Linked DNA regions of Homo sapiens: all the other regions are linked to region 1. Evidence: chromatin contacts called from ENCODE Hi-C or POLR2A ChIA-PET data. All regions are on one chromosome and are shown on one strand. The core of a region is the stretch at or near the end of the contact, and the rest is flanking DNA. Distances in the headings are between cores, read along the strand shown.

What was found. Hi-C counts contacts between places; a loop is a spot of excess contacts on that map. ChIA-PET counts read pairs that join two places held with the same protein, here RNA polymerase II (POLR2A). Pooled maps may share reads with other maps.
Region 2: a loop to region 1 is called in a map of CD8-positive, alpha-beta T cell, with 12 times the contacts of the local background. The contact joins the promoter of YTHDF2 here to the promoter of TMEM222 in region 1. A Hi-C loop is called at or near these places in 1 of 168 maps with a recorded cell type or tissue (CD8-positive, alpha-beta T cell), 1 of 37 single-sample maps with no recorded cell type and 5 of 50 pooled maps.
Region 3: a loop to region 1 is called in a pooled map, with 12 times the contacts of the local background. The contact joins the promoter of MED18 here to the promoter of TMEM222 in region 1. A Hi-C loop is called at or near these places in 6 of 50 pooled maps. POLR2A ChIA-PET finds 5 or more read pairs at or near these places in 2 of 52 experiments (WTC11 and activated B cell).

The regions. Positions count from the first base shown.
Region 1 is chr1:27,320,536-27,324,243 of GRCh38, reverse strand. It overlaps TMEM222 (transmembrane protein 222), which reads right to left and starts at 2,081. Exons shown (of 6, transcript NM_032125.3): 1 at 1,853-2,081. The coding sequence starts at 2,046. It also overlaps the pseudogene ACTG1P20. RefSeq lists enhancers at 1,026-1,572, 1,724-2,073, 1,573-2,120, 2,121-2,667.
Region 2 is chr1:28,735,370-28,739,077 of GRCh38, reverse strand. YTHDF2 (YTH N6-methyladenosine RNA binding protein F2) reads right to left here and starts at 2,138. Exons shown (of 5, transcript NM_016258.3): 1 at 1,931-2,138; 2 at 1,396-1,420; 3 at 740-819. The coding sequence starts at 1,957. RefSeq lists enhancers at 1,532-1,641, 1,524-2,422, 2,742-2,791, 3,322-3,708.
Region 3 is chr1:28,327,108-28,330,815 of GRCh38, reverse strand. MED18 (mediator complex subunit 18) reads right to left here and starts at 1,776. Exons shown (of 3, transcript NM_017638.3): 1 at 1,636-1,776; 2 at 81-219. The coding sequence starts at 153. RefSeq lists enhancers at 727-1,234, 1,235-1,742.

The sequences.
Region 1 (3,708 bases), core at 832-3,331:
CAAGTGATTCTCCTGCCTCGGCCTCCTGAGTAGCTGGGATTACAGGCATGTGCCACCACCCCGGCTAATTTTGTATTTTTAGTAGAGATGGGGTTTCTCCATGTTGGTCAGGCTTGTCTTGAACTCCTGACCTCAGGTGATTCGCCCGCCTGGGCCTCCCAAAGTGCTGGGATTACAGGCCTGAGCCACCACGCCCGGCCCCTGTTATTTTCACACTAATATTTTATTTTCTTCACAGCACTCATCACTATCAGGTGCTCTTTTATTAGCTTACTTGTTTACTGTCTATCTCCTTCCACTATGACTTAAACTCTCAAAAGTCTAAAGACCATATCTCCTTTATTCATCACTGTATATTCGCATCACCTAGAACTATCTGGGAACACAGGGGTCACTTAGCACATGTGTTAGAAGAACACTGAATGAATTAATGTGCACATTTTCCTAAGATTTTATTTCACTATTTATTTTGAGACGGAGTTTCACTGTGTTGCCCATGCTGAAGTGCAGTGGTGCAATCTCGGCTCACTGCAAACTCCACTTCCCGGGTTGAGGCGATTCTCCTGCCTCAGCTTCCAGAGTAGCTGGGATTACAGGCACGTGCCACTATGCCCAGCTAATTTTTGTATTTTTAGTAGAGACGGGTTTCGCCACGATGGCCAGGTTGGTCTCGAACTACCTACCGATCCACCCTCCACTGCCTCCCAGAGTGCTGGGATTACAGGCATGAGCCACCGCGCCTGTCCCAATATTTTATTTTTAAAGAACAGATTTGGATGCTCTTATATGCATAAGTACTTGAAAACACAAAATAATTCAAGTATTTTAACATAATTCAAAAACTACGATCTTTTTAGAATCAGCAACACCTAAGGCCCCAAATGATCCCTTCTCCACATCACCACTGGCTGTTATTGATAGCGGAACAAGCTATCCCATCAGGTGAGAGTGGATAAGATGTAGTGCAAAGAGCAAGTTAGATCAGAAGACTGAGCTCTTCATGCCTTTGCTTATTGGGGTGCGAACCTGATCAAGACACTTAATGCTACAAGCAGCTCAGCTTCACCATCTGAGAAGATAACCTACCTTAGAAAATGGATGTTTAATTCTGATAAAATGGGTGTTTAAGAGCTTGGCAAACTATCCAGCACGGTGAGGAGGGGTTACGTTTATCAGCTGTCAAGGTTGAAGCAGGAGGGCAAACCACCTCTCCCCATATGAGAGCTCCTCCCAAAAGGCGCCAAGTAGTACCAGAGCACCTGCTTCTCCCCTGACAAAGGCTGATGTTACAGAAAGAACTTTGGTCTGGGAGGCAGACAACCTGGGATCTAAACCCAGTTTGCAACTGAGATGGCACGTGAGACAAAGGGTTGGACTCTCAGATCTCTGGGGGCCCTTCCAATGTTGACATCCCAGGATCTCGTGTGGTCCCAACCAAACTCCCACTCTTGCTCCCAGACCCAGCAGTATGTCTGGAATATGGTAAGCGACCAGTAAGCATTTGCTCAATGAGAGAATAAACCAGTGAATTAATAAAAATGTCTCCTCAGATCCGATAAGGGGCTCCCTCTTCTACACACTCACAGCTCGAGTCTCCCAGCCACTTGCCCTTTCCTGCTGGCCTACAACTCTCTCCCTGGCTACACCAGGTGTATTGAGAGCAGGGAGCGTGTCCCAGCCGTGTGCACAAACTGGCACTACATGGATGGCGGGGTTCTGGTGACTGGGCGAGGCGTGCGGGCCAGACCCGAGGAAAAGGCTTGCTGCGCGTTGGGGCCGGAGGCTAGCCCGGCCCGACTCCGGCTCTCCCTGGGCCCTCCTCGTCCCCAGGCGGATGCCGGAAGAGACTCACGTGAGCACCGGGATGGGCGTCCACACCACGCAGTAGGGGAAGCGACTCCGTTCCACATCCATGGCGACGCCGCCGGAGCCTTGATATTGCTTCATGTCCGTCTCGGCCGCCGTCGGCGCCTCCACTTCCGCCATCCTGGGCGGGGGTGGCGGCGGCGGCAACAAGAGCAGAGAACTCCCTTCCGCTTCCGCCATGCGGCGCGCGCCCCGCTCCGACTGGCCCCGGCTCTGGTGCCGCTCGTCCCCATGGCGTCACTTCCCGGAGATGGGGTCCGCCCCGCTTGGCCTTCCCCCGGGAATCCGAGCCGCGTTCCTCTGGGCCCGGCCAGCCCCGCCCCACTCCCTATGCGCCTGCCAGCCCCGAGTCTTTGCCGCTTATGCCCCGCGGCTGCAGAAGGGATGCTCTCAGGCAGTTCGCAGTCTAGCGCCGGAGACTTATAGAGAACTCTAATTCAGTACGCTGAGGGCTCCTAGGAGGTGTGGTACAGTCGCTATTTATTGAGCACTTCTTAGGTGCCAAGCACTTGACATGAATTGTTTCTAATCCCCATAAACTAATTAGACATCCAAATTAGGTATTCCCTCCTGTTACAGGTGAGAAACTGAGGTTCAAAAGGTGAGAGACCACGATGCAAACCCAAGTCTTTTTTTTTTTTTTTTTTTCTGAGGCGGAATTTTTTCTCTTGTTGCCCAGGCTGGAGGGCAATGGCACAATCTCGGCTCACTGCAACCTCCACCTCCCAGGTTCAGGCGATCCTGCCTCGGCCTCCCGAGTAGCTGGGATAACAGGCGCGTGCCACCACGCCCGGCTAATTTTTGTATTTTTAGTAGAGGTGGCGTTTCACCATGTTAGCCAGGATGGTCTCAAACTCCTGACCCTGTGATCCGCCCGCCTTGGCCTCCCAAAGTGCTGGGATTACAGGCGTGAGCCACCGCGCCTGGCCCAAACCCAAGTCTTATACCTCCCTTGCCCTTTTCATTCTGTGGCCCTCTCACGAGGTAGTGGTAGCATAAAGGAAGACACACACAGTTGTGTGTGCGCACGTGTGTGTGTGTGTGTGTTTTATTGTATATACAGGGAAGACTTGCTGGAAGATAGGATATTATTGAGTTGAGTCTTGATGTTTGCCATGTGGCACAGGAGTGGAAGTATGAGTGCAGCGGTACAAAGAAAGGAAGGCCGTGCAGAGCAGTGTGTGCAAGAGTGTGAATACTTACTGGAGTAAATCATAAGCCTTAGATGTGATCCAATCCCTTCATTGTACAAATGGGAAAACGGGCTCAGGGAAGTTAATTGTTTGAGATCACACACAACCATAATTAGAGAGAAGCCAGGCTCAAATGTTGGAGACTTTTGGCTTTTTAAAGGATGTCAAGACAAAGAAAATGAAGTCTACTGGGGTCTACTGGGGTGGGGAGGGGAAGTTGGGGACAGCCCAAAGTCAGAAGGAAGGCTGCCACTAAAAATCAGCCTTAAAGAAAAAAAAAAAAGAATAAAAAGAGTAATCAGGTAAAGGAAGGTATGGACAAATGCACTCAGGAAGTTAGGAGCTTCCCATTTGGGGAAGGTCCTTCTTCCACTGAATTACCCTCCCTCAATGCTGATCTATGGAGAGCTTGCTGTCCTGTTTGTAGCACCTAATATTTTCATGTTTTTTTGTGGGGGATGTCTGTCTCTGCTATAGAACTCTAAGGTCCTTGACTTCAGTAGCTGGCACAGTTCCTGGTGCAAAGCATATGCCCACTAGATGTTTACTGATTTATTAGGTGATTGAATAAATGGATGTTTTATAAAGACCTCAGAGATTCGCAGGCATGATAATGATTACAGTGGGTTAGAAAATGATTCTAACCCAC
Region 2 (3,708 bases), core at 889-3,388, 1.4 Mb before region 1:
TTAGAACTTTCCCTATCATATGAATCCAAAGTTCTCTGGGGTGAAAATTCAGAATATTTAACACTGTAAGAATCCCTAAATTCTGCACTGCTACATTCTTGGTAAGGAAGAAGACAATTATTCATGCACATGTTACTGCCAGTAGAGTGTTATCAGTATTACGTTCTCAATACAGTATGGTTGCTGATATTACAGAGATGGGAATCTCAACGGCCTAGGACATTTGCAGTTAACTGTTTTATAATACATTAATAGGTATTAAGGAGGTGAACCCTCAGAACATGGGATTTCCTGATAGAGGGCAGAGAAAAAATACAGGTATTAAGAAAGTGAATCCTCGGCTAGGCGTGGTGGCTCACGCCTGTAATCCCAGCACTTTGGGAGGCCAAGGCGGGTGAATCACCTGAGGAGTTCAAGACCAGCCCGGCCAACATGAAACCCCGTCTCTACTAAAAAAATAGAAAAACTAGCTGTGTGCGGTGGTGCACACGTGTAATCCCACCTACTCGGGAGGCTGAGACAGGAGATTCGCTTGAACCCGAGAGGCGGAAGTTGGAGCGAGCCGAAATTGCGCCACTACACCCCAGCCTGGGCGTCAGAGCGAGACTCAGTCTCAAAAAAACAGAAAACAGAAAAAAGAAAAAAAAATGAATCCTCAGAAAATGGGATTTATTGGTAGAAGGCGGAGAAAGAATATACCACACCCTTCGATTAGATATGTAAATAGTTAACTACTCACGGGCCTTGCCTGTGGACTCAAGTAAGGTTCAAAATCATCATCGTTTAATCCATCCTTTTGATGTACAGATCCATTTTGTACTAAAGAAAAAAAAATTCAATTAGGAGTGTCCCAATCCTACAATCTTCCTTTCAAATTAGTTCATATATGCTAACCAGAGAAAAACCTTACTAGTTAACAAAGCACGTAAGATTGAACTTCAAAAGGGTAAGAGATGACAGTGAATGCTGAAGCGACAGTCGCCAGTGAAAATGTCCCCCTCCACCCAGAGCAAGTTGATCTAAAAAGGTCATTTTATTGGCTCCTCTGGATTTCCATTCCCTCCCGCTTCCCCTCCCCCATCACATGAGAGTACTTCCAGAGAGTGATCCACGAGGATGAAAAACAAAGGCCTTCTAAGACCTACAGGAAACTAAGGACCTGGAGCGTTTCAAAACCCAATCCACCCCCACCCTTAATGAATTACTCCTTGTTAGCGAAAAAGCTGTTCGCCAGCTGCAAGAACACACCGAAAGGGTCAAAATACTTAAGTGTGCGGCACCTGCGAACTAAGCGGCTTCCGAAAGGTCCTCCGCCCGGGGCGCTTCCCGGAGACCCCGCCCCCACCGCCCCGCGTCCCCCTCCCGGCTCAGGGCCACCGGCGGAGCGGGACTTACCTTTGTTTCCTTGACCTTTTGGTCTCTGCAGGGGAAGGAAACGTCGCCGAGCAGCAAGTTGTCCAAAGGAGAAATGGAAAAGGAAGAACAAATTAAGGCAGGGCCCGAAGGGAGAATAAAGGAGCAGGCCCGAGGGGAGGCGTCAGGAATGGTAGTGAGGAAGAGGCTGAAAATGGGAGGCGGGGGAAAGCGCCAGGCCCGTGGGGCAGGGGAGAAAACGCGGCAGACGCGCCACCGGCGACGCGAGGAACCCAGGGCTTTAAGGAAGGGGAAGGAAACAAGGAAGGAAAACGAGGCCCGCCGAGAGAAGGGAACGCGGCGCGGCCCGGCCCGTGGGCTCCGAGGCCCGAGGAGAAGCGGGAAGAACAGGCTGAGGGAGAGGCGCCGGGCGCGGCCGGCCTGAGAGGCCCGAAACCTGGCCCGCAAGAGACGACGCCTCGGCTCGGCTCGGCCTGCCCAGGAGCGGCGGGCCCGGGCCTAGTCGGGCTCCTTCTCGCCTCACACAATGGCCGAGGCATGCGGGCCGGGCCTGTACCTGCTCCAAGAGGCTGCTGGCCGACATGGCTCTCAGATCCTCACGGGCGGCGACGGCGGCGAACTCTCCTCAGCGCGGCGGCGGCGGCAGATGAGCCCCGTCTGCGGGAGCAGGCGGAGGCTTTTGTCCCTGACACTCGGGGGCCTCGGCGGACGCAGCGGAGACACAGCGCGCGGCTCAGGCTCCGGCTCCGACTCGGCGACGCTCTAGCCCAAGAGCTCAATGCCCGTCTCTATGCTTTTACGCGCGCGCCCGCCCCCCACCGCCTAAAGCAGAGCGCCGAACAGCGGAGGCGGGCGGCGCGCGCGGCGCGAGCGCTGACTCTCACATTCACTCACCCACGCGGAAGGGGCCCGGCGCGAAGAACCCCGGGAAGGGAGAGGCCGGCCGCTGCGCCCTCTGGCGGATTGGAGGAGCGGAAGCCGTGCTCACGGCCTCCCCGCCCCCACCGCCCCAGGATTAAGGCCTAGGGGGTTTGGGACGACCAGGGTCGCACCACGAGGTTTCGACTAACACCTGGAAAGACTAGCTCTGGCTTCAGAAGAACGACAAAAGCCGGTTTCTCAGTGAGGGAGGGGCCTCCGAAGCCCGCGAGACCTTAAAATGAACCTGCCTTCCAGCTGCAAGTGATACCCCACCCCCATCTGGGAGGTAACCCGACCCCTAGGGAGTCACACAGTCCCCAGGGAAACTTCATGGGGGCCCTGTCCGGGAGTGACCCGCCCCCGCCCCCGCGAGGGGCTTGGTCATCCTCTGTTAGCCGACTACAGAAAGAGTACCCAGAGAGCAAAACACACACCGAAAGAATCCAGTCTCCCGCAAAAGAGATTCACCCCTTAGCATTGCAGGAAGGAGAATCTACAATTTATTTTCGGGGAAATCGCTGGCCCCAAGATAATCTGTTAAATTGTGGACTTTATTTCCAAGAAAAATACACCTCATGCATCTACACAAAACTTTCAAGGAGTCCGGAGAACCTATGAATCTTAAGGACCTCAAGAGGGAAGCAAGGAAATTAACATTATTGAAATACCAGCTGTGGGCCAGGCTTTGTTGTTAGGTATTTTCAAACACATTAAAGTCTTTCGACAACTTCAAAATCGCTATCAGTCTTTCGGTTTTTTACGACTGGAAAAACAGAAAGCTTAAGTAATGTGCCCAAGTTTACAAAACTATTAAATAGCCAGGTGTATCTGACACTAACATAATGGTATCTCTCTACCCCTACGAGACTCTGTATTAGGGAACCAGAATATAGGGGAGATGCAAAGGATGGGCAAAAGTATTTTCAATCAGAAGCAAAGCCAACTCATGCAGGAATATTTGATACTAGGAAAGCCCATCTAATAGCTTTTGTTATTGCAAGTACGTCGTGGTAAACAGGTAACTAATGCACTAATTGTCAACCTCGTACTATCCACACGCTGGATATAGGAGGCTTGGGTGGACTCGGTAAAATAAATAACATGGCATCTTGGATTTAACATCATAATTTGGTCAAAGTGCTCAAAGCACTTTTTTTCTCTGCCCATAATCACATTTATGGTAGGAATGAGTAAGGTCAGGCACCAAAGGTGAAGGACTTTTAATGGAGACAGTAAAATGTCAAGTCTGGGAGCATAGATTCCATCAAGGGAATAGAATAAACCTAGTAATACTTCTTTTTAAAGATACTCGGCTACGGCGGGCGCGGTGGCTCATGTTTGTAATCCCAGCACTTTGGGAGGCCAAGGCGGGCCGGATCATGAGGTCAGAAGATCGAGACCATCCTGGCCAAC
Region 3 (3,708 bases), core at 527-3,026, 1.0 Mb before region 1:
TTTGTGTTAAGTCTCTCATCTTAAGGGAAGCTGAACAGAGAAGAGGAAAACAGGTAATCCAAGTTCCCTAGTTCACTTACCCTGCAACAGGTACTCCATCATGTTAATGGTGCCCCCAGTGACAGGCATCATGGTGACTGGAGGTGCCTCCATGGTGTCTAAGTTGAAGACAACACAACTGGACTCAGAGCCCCCAGTCAGGTAAGGCACGGGATATACCTGGAAAAGAGTTCACTTGTTTATACATCAAAGTGGTGGAGAGAGACCAGATCTGTTGTGGCACTGGCCTTCAAATCAAAGATTCATTCATTCAAAAACGTTTGAGTATTTCCTTATATGGCCAGTTCCAGGAACTGATGACACAGAAATATAGAAAGGAGATCTGGTCATGGAGTTACAGCATTACCTTCTAGTCTCAAGTTCTGAAACCTCCACATTACCTGTGCAATCTTGAGAAAGTCCTATCTATAACCCCTCACCCTGGGACTCAATGTCTTCCTTATAAAATGAGGCCAGTGATTTTTTTTTTTTTTTTTTTTTGAGACGGAGTTTCACTCTTGTCGCCCAGGCTGGAGTGCAATGGCGCAATCTCTGTTCACTGCAGCCTCTGCCTCCCAGGTTCAAGCGATTCTCCTGTCTCAGCCTCCCGAGTAGCTGGGATTACAGGCGCCCGCAACCAAGCCCAGCTAATTTTTTTTGTATTTTTAGTAGAGACGGGGTTTCGTCATGTTGGCCAGGTTGGCCTCGAACTCCTGGCCTCAGGTGATACTCAGGTGATCCGGCCTCCCAAAGTGCTGGCATTACAGGTGTGAGCCACCGTGCCCGGCCAAAGGCCAGTGATTTTTAACTCCCAAGGCTATGTGGCTCAAACGAGATAATAAAGAGGCAACAAAATTCAGAAGAACTGAAAAAGTGACTTAAGGGACCTTCGTTTTATAGATGAGGATATTGAGACTTGGAGAGGGACAGAAGGATACACACAGCAAGTTGGTAGCAGAGTTTGGACCAAACTAACATCTAGGCGTTCTATCTCTCTGAAAATGCCTTCCCCCGTACGCTTTTCTTTTTTGGTGACAGGATCTCGCTCTGTAGCCCAGGCTGCAGTGCAGTGGGGAGTTCCTAGCTCACTATAACCTCGAACTCCTGGGCTCAAGCCGAGTAGCTGGGACTACTACAGGCGGGAGACCACACTGCGGCTAGCCTAAAAATGCCTTTTAAAGAGAGCCAAGGCCGGGCGCGGTGGCTCACGCCTGTAATCTCAGTACTTTGGGAGGCCGAGGCCGGCGGATCAACTGGAGGTTGGGAGTTCGAGACCAGCCTGACCAACATGAAGAAACCCCGACTCTACTAAAAATACAAAAAATTAGCCAGGCCTGGTGGCGAGCGCCTGTAATCCCAGCTCCTCAGGAGGCTGAGGCAGGAGAATCGCTTGAACCCGGAAGGCGAGGTTGCGGTGAGCCGAGATCGCGCCATTGCACTCCAGCCTGGGCAACAAGAGCGAAACTCCGTCTCAAAAAAAAAAAAAAAAAAAAAAAGAGAGAGAGAGCCAAGGGGAAGTTATTTTAAGATGATGGTATATAGGTCCTTCTAAGCCGGCATCCATAACACGTATCCAATTAAACACTAGAAGCACACCTCCTTGAGGCTGTAGTGTCTTCTCGAGAAGCCGGGAATTATATCCACCCGCGCACCTAGGAGCTTTTGAGCGACGATTAGATACCAGCACTCCGGTTACCCGAGCCCGGGAAGCCCCCAGATCGGTGCAACCAGCCAACTTCCTCCTCTTCTCACTTCCGGTCGGAAGCCGACGTCTCACAAACCTCGAAACTGCCGTTCCCAAACGTATGGGTGCCGAGAAGGCCGAAGAGCTTCATTGCGGACAGACAATCAGAGGCGCATGCGCAAAATTCCGGGCTGCTGTATGAAAGATGGCGGCCTCCTTTGGCGCTTTCCTCCGGGCGCTACCTGGATCCTTGACGTCATAGGCCATGCTCTAGGAAAATCTTTTTAGGTTTGACAACCTGGAGATGTATTTGTGTAGAAAGTCTCTTGGAACTGATAGGACTTACAGAGATTATAGTGGGTTTCAAAAGAAAAAAGAACTGAGGGGTTGGGCGCGGTGGCTCACGCCTGTAACCCCAGCACTTTGGGAGGCCGAGGCAGGCGGATCACTTGAGGTCAGGAGTTCGAGACCAGCCTGGCCAAGATGGTAAAACTCCGTCTCCATTAAAAATACAAAAATTAGCCGGGCATGGTGACGCGCGCCTGTAATCCCAGCTACTAGGGAGGCTGAGGTGGGAGAATCGCTTGAACGCGGGAGGCGGAAGTTGCAGCGAACCGAGATCGCGCCACTGCATTGTAGCCTGGGCTACAGAGAGAGACTCTGTCTCAAAAAAAAAAAAGAGTCTGGAAAAGGAGTAGGTCCAGATCCAGGAGTACTCTGCAGTGCCATACCAAAGAATACATGTGAGCTTTAAAAGAACCCTGGCTACAACATGGAGAAAAGTTTGGGAAAGGAGAGAGCCTAGAGAAAAAAGACCAGGCCGGACACGGTGGCTCAGGCCTGTAATCCCAGCACTTTGGGAGGCCAAGGCGGGCAGATGGCTTGAGTTCAGGAATTCAAGACCAGCCTGAACAACATGGTGAAACCCTGTGTCTACAAAAAATACAAAAAATTAGCTGAACGTAGTGGCTCGCACCTGCAGTCCCAGCTACTTGGGAGGCTGAGGTGGGAGGATTGCTTGAGTCCAGGAGGCAGAGGTTGCAGTGAGCTGAGATAGCGCCACTGCACTCCAGCCTGTGCAACAGAGGGAGATCCTGTCTGGAAAAAAATTAAAGAAAAACGACCAGTTAGGCGCTTTGGTACAACTCCAGCTGAGAAACAAATGTCAGAAAAAGATTTTAAAAATGTAAAAAGAGGACAGGCGCGGTGGCTCACGCCTGTAATCCCAGCACTTTGGGAGGCCGAGGGGGGTGGATCACGAGGTCAGGAGATCGAGACCATCCTGGCTAACGGTGAAACCCTGTCTCTACTAAAAATACAGAAAATTAGCTGGGCGTAGTGGCGGGCGCCTGTAGTCCCAGCTACTTGGGAGGCTGAGTCAGGAGAATGGTGTGAACCTGGGAGACAGAGCTGGCAGTGAGCCGAGATCGCACCACTGCACTTTAGCCTGGGCGACAGAGCAAGACTCCGGCTCAAAAAAAAAAGTAAAAAGAGGAAATTAGCCGGGTGTGGTGGCACACGCCTGTAGTCCCAGCTACTCAGGTGGCTCAGGTGGTCAAGAGACCAAAATTGCTTGAACCCAGGAGGCAGAGGTTGTAGTGAGCTGAAATTGCACCACTGCTCTCCAGCCTGGGCTACAGAGCAAGACTCTGTCCTCTATATATATATGGAAAATAATTCTTTAATGACTAACCAGAGGTAAAGACAGAGATGAAGGAGTCACAGATGTCTTGGGTGGCTATCGTAGCACTTTTTTTCTCTAAGCTAGGAAACACAGAGCAGTGTGGGTGAGACAGGAAAGATGAGTTCATATGTAGACCCACTGAGCATCAGGTGTCTGTGGGACACCCAAATGGCAAAGTTCAGGGGAGAGAAATGGGCTACAGATAGAGATTTCAAAACCATAGCCTCATAGATGGTAGCTAAAAGCCATGACATTGAATGAGATCATCGTGAAAGAGTGTACTAAGTAGGAAAAGAAGATT